3 separate regions of the Homo sapiens genome follow, and regions 1 and 3 are each linked to region 2. Evidence: chromatin loops called from intact Hi-C (ENCODE). Cell type or tissue: heart right ventricle. All regions are shown on one strand.

The links. Peaks named below come from ENCODE experiments on the same cell type or tissue, not always from the same donor. Only the 100,000 strongest peaks of a DNase experiment are listed, where the experiment ranks them.
Region 1: a loop joins it to region 2, with 8 times the contacts of the local background. A loop is called at or near these places in 83 of 110 quality-filtered maps.
Region 3: a loop joins it to region 2, with 13 times the contacts of the local background. A loop is called at or near these places in 23 of 110 quality-filtered maps.

What each region holds. Positions count from the first base shown.
Region 1 is chr13:32,021,937-32,026,936 of GRCh38, reverse strand. It overlaps FRY-AS1 (FRY antisense RNA 1), which reads left to right. Exons shown (of 4, transcript NR_103839.1): 4 at 841-2,891. Among named protein-coding and RNA genes, the nearest start is that of FRY-AS1, 7.2 kb to the left of the region's middle. In heart right ventricle, CTCF peaks have their summits at 2,986 and 4,385; a DNase peak (open chromatin) is centred at 4,394; H3K27ac peaks cover 1,809 bases.
Region 2 is chr13:32,308,170-32,313,169 of GRCh38, reverse strand. ZAR1L (zygote arrest 1 like) reads left to right here. Exons shown (of 6, transcript NM_001136571.2): 3 at 1,077-1,898; 4 at 2,439-2,531; 5 at 4,410-4,484. The coding sequence starts at 1,245. Among named protein-coding and RNA genes, the nearest start is that of ZAR1L, 4.7 kb to the left of the region's middle. RefSeq lists a silencer at 2,916-2,975. In heart right ventricle, a CTCF peak has its summit at 2,870 (motif pointing right); no DNase peak of the experiment used is centred here; H3K4me3 peaks cover 515 bases; H3K27ac peaks cover 551 bases.
Region 3 is chr13:31,822,839-31,827,838 of GRCh38, reverse strand. No RefSeq gene overlaps it. Among named protein-coding and RNA genes, the nearest start is that of RXFP2, 86 kb to the right of the region's middle. In heart right ventricle, a CTCF peak has its summit at 2,521; no DNase peak of the experiment used is centred here.

The DNA.
Region 1 (5,000 bases), 290 kb after region 2:
TTAAAGCATCTGATTGAGTTGATTGGGTTACGATTGGAATCCACCCCCTTTTCTTGTAGACGGATACACGTGGGTACACATGTGTAATTACTGTCACAGAGTGACATGTACATTCATGAACAGAATGTGTTAGGCAGAAATGTTTCACTAGCATCCTGAAGAAACAAAGGAAAATCACTAAATGCAAGAAAATAATTGCTTTATCAATTTTTGATCAGCAGTCTCAACTTCCAAAAAAGCATGAACTATATTATATTCCCACTATTATACATTGTATCTTAAGAACAGCTCCAAATCAAATTAAGCATCCCCTGAATTGAGATAGAAAGACAGCAGTTACAATCAATGGTGATGAGTATGGAAAAAGGGTTTTGTTTTTCTTTAAACAGTAGAATAAGAGGCTTTTTAGAGATAACCTAAAGGACAAAGTGTTGAGATAAATAACAAACTTCTCTTTTGACCTATTTTTGATGCATGATTTGGACGGATCTATCCCATCCTAAGAAATATTAGAGAAAAAATATGAAATGATGCCACACAATGTCCATGTGGTAAGCATCAAACACAATAATCATTACCTTAAAAAATCCAACCCACATATATAAATCTTCACAAAAATAGATTCAGCAAGTTTTGAAAAACATTTACTCCATTACTATCCACTGCAAATAATTTTTTTCAATGAATTGAAATACATTTAAATTTTTTGAATGCAACACAACTTCATTATAGCAAAGCTTGTTGTTGTCCAGATTCAAACATAAACAAGAAAAATCATGTCTTCTAAAATTGTTATCATTGAAACATAGCAGCAGAACTCATTTTTTCTTTCCTACTCAGCTCCCCTGCGAAGGGGTTTTATAAGGAACCCAGAGCCAAGACAAAGGAATCAGGAGGAATTCTAGCACAATGGGAAGCCCCTGAAGGGTTTAAGCAGAAGACAATAAAAGACTCCGAGAAGTGGCAGCAGGGAGTGGAGGAAAAAAAGCCTGGAATTTACCCTGCTTTCTGCTCTGCACATGGAATGCCCCCTCCATGTGTCCATTGTCATCCAAGGTGTTTTGACAGGTCTAGAGTGGGGTAAAAGAATGGTATTTATTCAGGCCTAATATTGAGGCTTGGGGCTGGGCTGTATATCAGAGGGCATGCATAGACAAAGCTGAACAAAGGGGCACACCTACTGGGCACCTGCTGGGCACTTCTCTAAAAGTGGCACTGAGACATCATTAGGATGAATTAGAACTAGGGCACCAGTTAACCCGGGCCTGCATGCTAGTGAAAGGAAAATTGCGCCTCTCCCTCAACCCTGCTCCAGACAACTGAATGGTGACTTCAAGAACAAATATTCAGGCTGGGTGCGGTGGCTCACACCTGTAATCCCAACACTTTTGGAGGCTGAGGTGAGTGGATCACCTGAGGTCAGGAGTTCGAGACTAGCCTGGCCAACATGGTGAAACCCTGTTTCTACTAAAGATACAAAAATTAGCTGGGCGTGGTGGTGGGTGCCAGTAATCTCAGCTAGGAGGCTGAGGCAGGAGAATCGCTTGAGCCTGGGAGGCAGAGGTTGTTGAGATGGTGCCATTGCACTTCAGCCTGGACGACAAGAGCATAACTCTGTCTCAAAAAAAAAAAAAAAAAAAAAAGAACAAATATTCAAAGGATATTAATTAGAAGGGGAGTGACATTGTAGACCAGACCATGCTCCATCATATAAAAGCTGTATTGTTGGCAAAGTTGTTGAGCATCTCATGGCCTCATTTTCCTCGTCTGTAAACTAGTGCCTTGTCACACAAATCTGTTATGAGGATTACATGAGTGCCTAGGCAGATGACAACTGTTATGTAGCAAATCTGTAGTGAGAAATGAACCCAGAATATGCAGCACAAAATGCCTCCTTAACTCCATAGTCAGGTTAGAAAAAGAGAAGAGAAGGAAAGAGGAGAGAGAGAACCTGTCATCATAGAGAGATCCCTACCCCCAACCCCCTCTGCTGGCTACCAAGGTAAGGTAGACCTGCCCACAAGGCTGGAAGTTTCGGAAAGGTAAAGAAAGTCTAAACACATGCACATACAAACACTATTACTTAACATTTTAGTAATATTAAGTCATATAACATTTGGTGCCCAGGGTAAACTTCCATTTGATTAGAGGTTCCGGTTAGGTTAGTATCATCTCAAAATTTACCTAATTTAGTCTTCTCATCAACCTCTCAAAGTAGTGTCTGCATATTTGGATATCATTAACCTGTAGTCAAAACCAGGAGATGTTGTGGTTCATACATATTTTGTACACATAAAGATTCGACTTCAATTTCTGCAGAATAAGGTCATAGCACACTTAGTATTTAATGTATTTAAAGACATGTATGCAAAGAGAAAACATGACAGCATTTACCTCATGCCCCTTAGCATGAAAGCATACAACACTAATGATAACTTTATTATCCTATTTTTGAATATCACCAGCAACCTGAGAAATTATTTACGTTCAGATACAAACAGGTCAAATATAAATGGCCACAATAGGAGCCAACTATTAATACATAATTATAAAATATTAAGTCCCTTCTGAAGAAGCAAAAAATGGCATTTGCGGCTGGGCACGGTGGCTCACGCCTGTAATCCCAGCACTTTGGGAGGCCGAGGTGGGTGGATCACCTGAGGTCAGGAGTTCAAGACCAGCCTGACCAACATGGTGAAACCCCATCTCTACTAAAAATACAAAATTTAGCTGGGTGTGGTGGCGGGCACCTGTAATCCCAGCTACTCGGAAGGCTGAGGCGTGAAAATTGCTTGAACCCGGGAGGTGGAGGTTGTGGTAGGCCGAGATCCTGCCACTGCACTCCAGCCTGGGTGACACAGCGAGACTCCATCTCCAAAAAAAAAAAAAAAGGCATTAACTTTGCATATTATTATTTACCAAAAATGCAGATACATAATGCTTAACAGTATAAAAAACAATTATATTTATATCAGTCGTCATCACCCTTTAGATTCGCCATCTACAGGAGAACTAAGAAAATGCTGGTTCTTCCCTGTATGAATGATAATCTAGCAAAACAAAAAAATAGAGCATTCTCATAGTTGTATTAAAGTTATTGGGTGATACTCCTATTATTTGGTGATAAAAATTAAATACCTTTTATGGCTAGAGTGAATATTCCCACCAATGTTACCAATCTGATACACAAAAATAAATAGTAGGGTTTAAGTAATAAGGGAAAGATCAACTTTTCCTTAAGATACCATTTAATGTACATAATTATTAAAACCTATAATTTTCAAATCAATGAAATTGAGGAAAACTAGAAATTTTGGATAGTTTTTTAGCGCATGCTACTTAAATTTTACGTTTTTTTCCTTCTAGGTGCTAAAATTTTTTCTTTCTAGGTATGACCATGTTTATAGTTACCTATTAGCAAAGGTTGAAGGGCTGGGAATCAGGAAACTCATGATTCTGCTTTTTATTTTGATCCCGATCCTATAACCTTGGACATGTTATTTATCTACTAAAAGAAGAACACTATTTCCCATCCCCAAACTGCCTCATCTCTTAGGGCAAGCCAATCTTTGGTTTTCTATACCACTGGGAGGAACCATTGCATAGGAAAAGCAGAACACTGGGTAATAAATTATTCTGTGTAACTCTTTGGCAAACATTATTTAATTTTTTGGCAACAGATTCACCTTCTTGGTTATGTTCTAATAAAGCTCATGTCAAGAGTATCCATGAAAACACACACTGTCTACTGGCAGGAGAAGCTGACATAGGACCAAAAAATAATTGGGGATTAGAAAGCGATAAATCAATATAAAAACGATCAAGCTGTCTACTGTGAAATTAATGAAGTAGTATCAAAGTGCTTTGTTCAGCTTAGAGGAAAAGCAATAGAAACTATATAACTAGACAATTCTTGTAAACCAGGAATAAACAATAGTCACACGCCAGGTTATTACAACTGAGATTAAGGACAGTGGTCTAAGGAATTAAGGATATGTTACAGCATCACTTCATTTGGAACTACCACTTTAAAAAGAAGTGTATACCTCACTGAGCATCACAGATTTCACCTTCAAAGACTTCAAAATGACCATCTGTTCATGGAGCTGTCTGGTACAGACCCCAGGTTTCTGCCTTTTAGAAGATGGTGGTCTAAGCCCGACAACAGTGGAGCAGAAAAACCCATACATCACCTTTCCTCCCACAGACGATGTTTAACCGTACAGTAGTAGAAAATGTGACTCTGAAGGAGCAAGTATATTTTAGAGGACAGAGAAAGTCTTACAAGGCGTGTTTTTAGAAAGGGTGGGAAATCACCACCCTCCTTTGACCAGACAGGCAGGGCTTTGTGTAGGAGGGTGGGGCTGTCAGAAACTGTCTGAATGATGGAAGGCAGCAGCTTAGCAGGCTAGTGGGAAGAGCGACTCCAACTGCACGGCTCAGCTTAGGAGGCAGAAGTGAGGTCAAGAGTAATGATCTTTGCAGACCGTCCACAGGGGTGAGATCACTCTGAGAAGCCCAAGGAAACAGAAGTGGAGGGTCATGATTCTGACCCTCAGTGTTAGCTGTGGAGAAACTCAAGCTCATGGTCAGATAAACCCTGCTCCACCCAGTAATGGCCTCAGTGATCCACTTATGTGTTTGACCTATTTCTTTCTCATTTATAAGGTACACATGATTCTGCCCTTTACATAAGGTTGTTTCATGATCTTAAAGGAGATTATGTAGATGAAAGGGCTTTGTATTCCCAGGATGCTAATGTTAGATTCTCAGGGCTCCCATCAGTGTAAGAATCAGACAAATAAGAGGGTGAGTGGTCCCTGCTCAGCCCATCGCCCTTAAAGACACATGCTGGCACCTTCCCTCATTGTAATAGCCTGCTGGACTTTTAGTTTTGGGTTTAGGGACATGCCAGGGGTGTCCTGCTGTTTAAGTGGCCATTCATCAACTCCAGGAATGTGCTGGTGGTTTGCCTGAGTCTTATCCAAATGCCACTCTGG
Region 2 (5,000 bases):
TAACTGTAGTCGTTATGCTGTAAATTAGATCTCTAGACTCATTCATTCTACCTAACTGTAACATTTTAGGCTCTGACCAGTCTCTCTCCATTCCCCCCAACTTCCTGTCCCTGGTAACCACCATTCTACTTTCTGCTTCTATGTATTTGACTTTTTCAGATTCCACATATCAGTGAGTTTATGCAGTATTTTTCTATCTGGCTTATTTCACTTAGCATAATGTTCCCCAGTTTCACCCATGTTGTTGCAAATGGCAGGATCTCCTGTTTTTTGTTTGTTTGTTTGTTTGAGACGGAGTCTTTCTCTCTCTGTTGCCCAGACTGGAGTGCAGTAGTGTGATCTCAGCTCACTGCAACCTTTGCCTCCCGGGTTCAGGTGATTCTCCAGCCTCAGCCTCCCGAGTAGCTGGGATTACAGGAGCGTGCCACCATACCCGGCTGATTTTTGTATTTTTATTAGAGGCAGGGTTTCATCATGTTGGCCAGGTTGGTCTCGAACTCCTGACCTTAGGTCATCTGCCTGCCTCGGCCTCCCAAACTGCTGGGATTACAGGTGTGAGCCACCGCGCCTGGCCAGGATCTCCTGTTTTAAGGCTGAATAATATTCCATTGTATAAATACATGCCACAATTTCTCTATCCATTTTTCTGTTAACAGACACTTAGATTGTTTCCATAACTTGGCTATTGTGCATAATGCTACAACGAACAAGGAAGTGAAGGTATCTCTTCAGGATATTGATTTCATTTCCTTTGGGTAAATACGCAGTGGTGGGATTACTGGATTATCTGGTACTTCTATTAACTTTTTTAAGGAACCTTCATACTGTTGTCCATAATGGCTGTACCTTAAAACATTATCTAACATTACCACATTACCTTACAAAGGATCTTTAGAATGGTCACTACAGGAATATATGAATTAATCACTAATTAAAGCATATGTGTGAATAAGCTGGAAATGAAAAACAGCTTTGAAAAAAAGATTCCCGAACAGTGAAGAGGTAGGGAAAAGCAATTAGGTAGGAATCAGGTGGCAATTAGACATCTGTAGATAGAGCTTCTCTCCCTCAATCAGGGTAATAAGCAGCAGCTCCCATTAGAATCTGAAATAAATGGAGAAGCCAGGAATGAATCTGAACCAACCTGATGAAGAGAAAGAAGGGGCGGATGAAGGAGGAAGGCAAAATAAGGACCCAAACAAACTGGCTAGGATATTAGACTGCGCCTGAGCACCTGAGAGCGGATGGAGCGCTTTGTCCGTGTTCCCTATGGCTTGTACCAGGGTTATGGGAGCACAGTGCCTTTGGGCCAGCCTGGACTCTCAGGGCACAAACAGCCCGACTGGAGGCAAAATATGGGTCCTCCCACTTTTCTGGCCAGGCCAGGGCTGCTGGTGCCCGCGAACGCCCCTGACTACTGCATTGACCCTTACAAGAGGGCGCAGCTTAAGGCCATTCTCTCCCAGATGAACCCCAGCCTGAGCCCGCGGCTGTGCAAGCCCAACACCAAGGAGGTGGGCGTGCAGGTGAGCCCGCGGGTGGACAAGGCTGTGCAGTGCTCTCTGGGGCCTCGCACCCTCAGCAGCTGCTCCCCCTGGGACGGCAGAGACCCCCAGGAGCCCCTGCCAGCCTGTGGGGTCACTTCGCCCGCCACCGGCCGCAGGGGCTTGATCCGCCTGCGGAGAGATGGGGACGAAGCGGAGAGCAAGGCGCTCCCGGGCCCTGCGGAGGCCAGCCAGCCGCAGCCACCATCACGGAGGTCAGGAGCTGACAGGCAGGAGGAGCCCGGGCAGCTGGAGGAATCGGGGGAGAAAGACGCCCCGTGCCCTCAGGAGACGAAGAGCAAGCAGGTGCCTGGAGACGCCGCCTCCGAGCCGCTCCGGAGGCCCAACTTCCAGGTAGATCCTCTCTTCCCTCTTCTTAGTCCTCGACCAGCCTCATCCCCTCCCTCCTTTTCCATCTATGGGGGCAATAAGAGCAAAATCTTCTCTCTCTTCTTCCATGTACTTGGTGAAGGAGAGGGAGCTCTGAAAATATGTATATCACGTGGCCTGTATGTTTGGTAAGTTTTGGGTAAAATAGGTGCCAACCCAAACTAAGCCTGTGAAAACCAACAGTCTGGCAACCACTGCTATTGGAGAATTTGGAGACGAAGAAGGGCTTCGAGTCTGTAATACATGAAATCAGACTTTCGTTTTGGGAAGATTGTGCCGGTAGCATTGTGGAAAATGGATTGGAAAAGTACAAACGACAGCAGCAAGAAGAATCCCAGAGTAATCTTTAAGAGAGATGAGAAACTGAATCAATGCCGTAGTCTTGAGAATAGATACAAGTGAGGTTAAAGAAGTCATTTTTTTTTCCTTATACAAAGTCATAAAGAAGGATCTGGCTTTTTTCCCCTTGCATGATGGTAAAGTACTTTTCTTCTTTATTTTCAGTTTTTGGAACCAAAATATGGCTATTTCCACTGTAAAGATTGTAAGACCAGGTGGGAGAGTGCTTACGTGTGGTGCATTTCTGGAACGAACAAGGTAAATAAAAAGAGTAGGAGGTGAGAGGAGGATGGGGTGGGCACGGATGGTAAGCGGGGAAGAATCTGATTCCTGAGGGAGCATGGCTGTCATAGTCCTGTCTTGATCTTGGTGGCATCCCCCGTGCCAGGTGTACAGGAAGTGCTCAGTGAATGAATGGAACTGAATCGGACTGTCCACCTGGGTTTCCGAACCATACTCTGGCGTTATATATGACAAGATGTCAGGTTACTTAGATGAACTTTTGTTCTTGTCTACATTGGAAGTTTTTCTAACCGTTTTTTAGTTGGTATGCTTGGAACAGGTCTGGGCCTTAGCGCTAGGAAATTTCCACTGTTTGTCCACAAGGTGGGGCAATAAGTGAAAAAACTTACTGTAAAGATTTGCCTGTAAGAGACTTAGGCTACGCCTAAAGTTTCTTTTGCCCCCTTCCTAATTTAATTGCCAACATATTAGGACTGGAAAAGGCTTCACATTAAATTCTGCATTTCTGCATTTTCGTGAATCCTGTAGGCTCTGGTCATTAGAGACCCTCGTTTGAGAATGAGAACAGCAGGCTGCCCCTAAGGCTTCCTCTTCTTTTCCTTGCCCTGTGCACCTCGTTTTGCAACAGTCTACGTGGCCCGATGTTATTAACCTCCATAAGCATTTGAGTGTGAACGCCCTGTGCTGTCGCATGTTTAGAAATTGCCTTACTGGCCAAAGGACTGTGGAGAGAGAGGGCAAAAAGGCATTGAGTTCCGGATGAAAACTTGATTTCTCACACTAGCCATTTACTAGAGACCTAGAGAGTGAATAGATTTTTAAAGTTGAAGTTGAATTTACTTCCTTCTCTTGCCAGAAGAAAAATGAGTTTAATTCAAACATTCCAAGGCACTAGGATACAAAGAACAAAACACAGGACTTGTTCTCAAGGAATTTATTTTGATACGAGTGATGGAAACAAAATGTAATTTGGCAATACGTGCAGTAGCATCCTTCTTCATATGGAAGCAGTGCAGAGATAGCACAGGAAGGAGGGTATTAGCTCTGTCTGAGGGAAGACAGCTTGATGTCCAAGCAGGATTTGAAACAATAAATAGGAGGAAGAGTTCACCAAGCAAGGCAGAGAGAAAATGTGCACAGGAAATTGCACAAAGCCTAGAAAGCAGGTGGTATTGATGGGTAACCACAAGTAATTTAAAGTGTAAGCCGGGAAATACTGAAAAATGAAACATGTAAGAGCTAAAAGATAAGGACAAAAAGTATGGCAGCCACTTCCCATTGAGTATCTACTGTGGTACTTGGTGTACATTATTAGGGAGTTCTCAGAACTATGGAAAAAGTAAGTATTAATCGTATTATTCTGGCTGGATGCGGTGGCTCAGGCTTGTAATCCCAGCACTTTGGGAGGCCGAGGTGGGTAGATCATTTAAGGCCAGGAGTTTGAGACCAGCCTGGTCAACATGGCAAAACCCAGTCTCTACTAAAAATACAAAAAATTAGCCGGGTGTGGTGGCGGGCACCTGTAATCCCAGCAACTCAGGAGGCTGAGGCAGGAGAATCGCTTGAACCCAGGAGGCGGGGGTTGCAGTGAGCCGATTTCCCACCATTGCACTCCAGACTGGATTACAAGAGCAAAACTCCATCTCAAAAAAAAAAAAAAATGTATTCCAATTTTATGGGTAAGGAAAATTAGATTCAAAGAAAAAGTGATTAATAAGAACTAGTACACCTTGAAACCCCAAGGGTAGAGGTTGGTAAAAGCAAGATAAAAGGCAAGGCAAGGGTAGAAGTTGGTAAAAGCAAGATGCAATGGATTACTTAAGAACTGGGAGCCTTTGCAGGGTGTGGGTGTGTATAAAAGCTTGTATTAAAAAAAAACATATTTCTCTTTAGGTTTATTTCAAACAACTCTGTTGTAAATGCCAAAAGAGTTTTAACCCTTATCGAGTAGAAGCAATCCAATGTCAGGTGAGCATATGGAACACTTCCATTGTGTCTATGTTTCATTACTAAAATGAAGCCTCTGTGACAAAATGTTAGGATTTGATAGAGTTGGATATTGGTATGTGAGTGTTCTGTATGTTTGAGATGTTACATTTTAGAACAATGAAAGCATAAATTCTAGTTTGCATCTTTTTTGAAGGGAAAGAGGGGAAGATTCACTATTTCAAGTTGCCTTATGGGGTGTGTTTGTTTTTCCTCTGACACCCTGGGCATAGTTAGAATGTAGTAATGTAAAAGGTGACTGCTGTTAATTTTTTACTACATGCCAAATTTTGAGATAGTGCTTTACATGCATTACCTCCTGTCATCTAATCTTTGTGGGAGATGTTATTCCTATTTTATAGATCTGAAAGCTAAGTTCAAAATAACTTTCCCAAGGTTAGATGGATAGTATTAGAGCTCTGACTGGATTCTATGGTGTCTCCAATGTTTAGAAATTCACAGAACTAGGTGAGATCCTTAACTTGCTTTTTGTAATTG
Region 3 (5,000 bases), 490 kb after region 2:
TGCCTAATGTCACTGCCAGTCAGCTTCCAAACACCACAGGCAATATCACTCTTTTCACACAGCTTCTACCTCGGAAAATACAAAACTGAGGGAGTTTAAAAGCTGCACAATTTTTTTTTTCAATGTGAAAGTTAAGATACTGTAAGTGTCTTTGAGTACTTATACTTACTACTTATCTCTTGGGTGATACTTAGCACTTTAATGCATAATTTTTCTCCCACATAGGGCACTTCTCTTTTAATTTTCTCATTTTGGCAAGTTCATCTTTCAGAACTGCTAGATCACAGGAGATCATCATTGACAGACACTGAAATCCTCTTTGTTCTAAAGCCAAGTATACGACTAGACCAATGAGAATTAAGGAGACCTGAAAAGCTTTTGGTAAGATAGCATCAACATTCCCAGAACTTGGCAGGAAGGAAACTAGCAGGTGAAGACGTCCATTTCAAATGATTAGGGCTGGGGAGGGACCTCCTCAGGGTGAAAGTGGCCTTTCTAGCAGTTATCTCTGCTCCCACAACCAGCTGGAGTCTGGGCCCCCTCAATTGTCAAGTCCAAAATCTCCACCATTACACTGATGGAGAAATGGTTCCCACAGACTATTTGCCTTTAGAAGGTTATTATTAACATGCACATGTTATATATTATCTGAAAGCAGCCTGTCTCCACCCAGCTTCTTTCTGTAATACCAGTTGACCTCTGAATTAGCTAAATTAGCCTTTAAATACTAATAGCGGGAAAATCCATCAACTATAGGGGTGCAGTATGGGTGGGAAAGAAGTATACATCCTGGGTTGGGGGGTGAAGGCAAAATAATGATACTGGATCAAGCAGGACCAAGGTAGAATTTCAACCATAATAGGTCCATTGCCTGATGTTCATGGCAAGTCAGTACTCCAAGACACCAAGTTGCAGCGGAGAAAGAGGTTTAATCTTAGTTAGGGTCACTTAAAACCTCAAATCCATATCTCCATGAGGAGTTTAGGGCAAGGGTTTTTAAGGGTTTTGGGGTGGGCTGAAATTTGGAGATCATTGATTCATTGAGGAGTGCACGGTGATGTCATGGCACAGGGAGATGAAGAAACTGCATTATCATGTAGATTCAGTTCCTATGTGGAGGGTCACTGGAATTGGGGATTTGGAAAAAAACCTCTTAAGCAACTCCTAAACGAAAGCCTTATGATTCTAACGTCAGAGATCCTATCTATAAGAACAATGGGCATACAAATTAATTTTTAAACAGATTCTAACGTCAGAAATCCTATCCATCAGAAAAATAGGAATGCAAATGATCAGTATCTAGTGCTACCTGACTTTCAATTACAAGGAAGTGGGCCAAAGTGCAGCTTGATCAGTGGTTAATTATAGGTCTTTCCAGAATTTTTGTTAATCCTGTGAGGATGGCTTCAGGATAAGGAATTTTGGAGGCCAAGAACTTCAAGGGGAGAAAACCTTAAAAAAATTGCAAGATCCTAAGGGAAAAAGAGAACAGAGATGAACAGAGAGGGAAAGAGAAGAGCTGCTTGTTTCTGGACCCAAAGAATTGTTGAAGGGCAACTGAAATTTAATTGTGATTTTTGATTAATAATGTATTTTTTAATTCTTTTTTTTTTTTGCCCTCAGAAAATCAGGCAGAAAAGAATGTGTTTTTATTTTATTTTTATTTTTTTCAGATGGAGCCTCGCTCTGTCGCCCAGGCTGGAGTGCAGTGGCACAATGTCGGTTCACTGCAAGCTCCGCCTCCCAGGTTCACGCCATTCTCCTGCCTCAGCCTCCCGAGTAGCTGGGACTACAGGTGCCTGCCACCACGCCTGGCTAATTTTTTGTATTTTTAGTAGAGATGGGGTTTCACCGTGTTAGCCAGGATGGTTTCAATCTCCTGACCTCATGATCTGCCTGCCTCGGCCTCCCAAAGTGCTGGGATTACAGGCGTGAGCCACCGCACCTGGCCAAGAATGTGTTTTTTAAAGTAAATTTAAATGAGGAGCTCAAAGGTCTCTGAAGGTTGCTGTAGGTGTAGAGGCTCTTATTATATCTCTTAATTTTTCTCTCATAGAAATTTACTAGTAAGTGAATTATTACACTAGTCTGAGACTATTTCTCTTCCAGAAAAAGAGGAAGACAAAGATAAATAGGTCTTTTTGATTTTTGACAACTCCTTATGAACCTTTAGGACTCACATTCTCAGCCAAATATGAGACTAACCCAGAGAAGTATTTTGCTAGAGTGATCTGAATGGTTTAATGCTGAGAAGAATGGATTTAAGAAACAGGCAAAGAAACAACAACAACAACAAAATACAAAACAAACTCTAGAATCTACTGACTAATAATAAAATATCTAATGTCTTGCACTCTATAGAGTGCTTTCCCCAGACACATATTATCTCATCTGAAGTCCTCATGACAACAGCTCTGTGAGATAGATGGGGAGGAATTGTTCTTGTCTTACAGATATTTGAGGTTCATAAACAATAAGATGCTTGTTCAAGACCACACTGCCTCTCTGTGGCTGATCTGAGACTTGAACTAGATCTTTCAATGCCCAGTGTAAGATTTATATTCCACTTCTGCCCAAAGCCCTGGCAAACTTACATTTTCTTTATGGTACGTCATAGGAATCTTCAGAAAGCAGACTCAGAGACAGAATTTAGTGTTCAGGGAGTATTGTGGAGTGCCCTTGGGATCAACACTTGTGGAAGGGAGAGGGCAGGAGCTGAGCAGGCAGAGGGAGAAGTGAGCTGGAATACAGGAGCAGCAGCCTAGGCCAACGCCATGGAGAGATCTGGAGTGGAGATGACCCATCAGAGCTGCCATGCACTGGACTGCACTGGGCCAAAATGGCTGGGCCCACTTCATCACTGAAAGCCAGCTGCCCCTTTAGGAGGGCAGCTGGGACTAGTACTTCATTGAAGGGCCATGCGGTGGGTGGCACATCTCTGTAGCCACCACAAAGAACAAAGAGGAGGTAAGGTTGTGACTCATTCTGCTTAGCTTCCAAAAAAAAAAAAAGAAAGAGTCTGTAGTCATTTTAAGGTCAGTTAGAAGCTTCTGAGAATGCTTGCTGATAATGGCTATGTAAAAACAGAAAACTAGTTTACATTCTGCAGATCTCACCATTGTAGTCTCAGCATTGCTTATCTACATTCCAAAAGAAAAGAGGCTAAGCCTCTTTCTGAACAGGTGTTAAAGAAGAGTCAGAATAGAAGGCATTATGCTCAACATAAGCATAAGGCATACCAAGAGCATAAGGCCTGATTCCATCATCTGTGTCCCTAGAGCAGTACTTCTCAGTCCTAATGGGCCTGTACATCAGCTGGGGATCTTGTGAAAATGCAGGCTCTGCTTTGATGGGTCTGGGGGTTGGGCCCAAGATCCTGCATTTGTATCAATTTGATGCTCTTAGTCCTCTGGCCACATTTTGAATAGCAAGGCCACCCAGTTTCCTCATTCTAACTTGGTCTTCTTTGACCCAGTATCTTTATTTTGCCTCTACTCCACAAACCAGGGTGAGAAATTTATTCTCTCAAAGTTGTGGAGGCTAGAAATCCAAAATTATGTTGTTGGCAGAGCTATGCTCTTTCTGAAAGCCTTTAGGGGAGGATCCTTTTTTGTTTATTCCCCTTTCGGGTAGTTCCAGGCATTTCCTAACTGGTGGCAGTATCACTCCAGTCCCTGCCTCCATCTTCCTAAATATTTGGGAAGTGCTAATCAAGATTTCTAAAAATGGCCTATACCTTCTGACTCTTGATCCTTTTATTATGCTCTTTGCACTGTGTTTTGCTCCCTTTAGTGAGCCTGTCTCTTTCACCCCAAACTTCTCCAGAGCAGGTGTTACAGGAAAGGGGTCCCAATCCAGACCTCAAGGGAACATTCTTGGATCTCCTGCAAGAAAGAATTCAGGGCTAGTCCATAGAGTAAAGTTTATTCAGAAAGTAAATGAATAAAAGAATGGCTAGTCCATAGACAGAGCAGCGCTGAGGACTGCTGGTTGCCCATTTTTATGTTTATTTCTTGATGATATGCTAAACAAGAGATGGATTATTCATGCCTTCCCTTTTTAGACCATATAGGGGTAACTTCCTGACATTGGCATGGCATCTGTAAACTGTCATGGTGCTGATGGGAGTGTAGCAGTGAGGATGACCAGAGGTCCCTCTTGTCACCGTCTTGTTTTTGATGGGTTTTGCCCGGCTTCTTTACTGCAACTGTTTAAACAGCAAGGTTTTTATGACCTGTATCTTGTACTGACCTCCCATCTCATCCTGTGACCTAGAATGTCTTAACTGGCTATAGAGCCCTCTCCAGGATTGCTGTGGTTTGGTGAAAATGCAGACCTCTCTCTTCTGCTGTGTGTTCTTTGCTGGTAATTTAATGACACTCTGGTATTTTTGCTAGATAGAGATTGCTGATACTTTGGTTAGTGTTATAAATTTCCAATGTGCTTTAATTATAATACTTTTTATCAGTGATTTAGAACATAATCTTCACTCTTTTTCTTCGAATCTCCTCTCTTCTCTTAGTCCCTGAAGCAAATTCTGCCAAATAAAAGACTGCCGTTTGCTCAGCCACCTGGAAGTCCTTTCTAAGCCTAGACCAGAATTCTGCCCTCTGATGTGTCCCATTCTCGGAGCAGATTTTACTCCCTCATGTCAGTCACAGTCAAGGGTTTGACTTCACTTCCTATTAACCCTGTTTATAGCACCAGGAAGAAGGATATCAGACATACTCTTTCTTTTATGAAAGTCTAGTTTCACTGCAGATTACCCAAAAGTCCTCTATATGGTACATCACAAATTTGTAAAACAATCTTATCTGAATCTCAGTGTCTTTCTCTAGGCAGGGTTTTTATATTGTTGGATATGTTTTATTAACTGTTTATAATTTACACTTTCTAATGTGGTTTTGTGTACAATTAGATGGCAAGGAAGAGAATGATGGCTATGGGAAATTTATGGATACATCTATGCACATAAAGGCATCTTTCTCTATCCCGTGTAG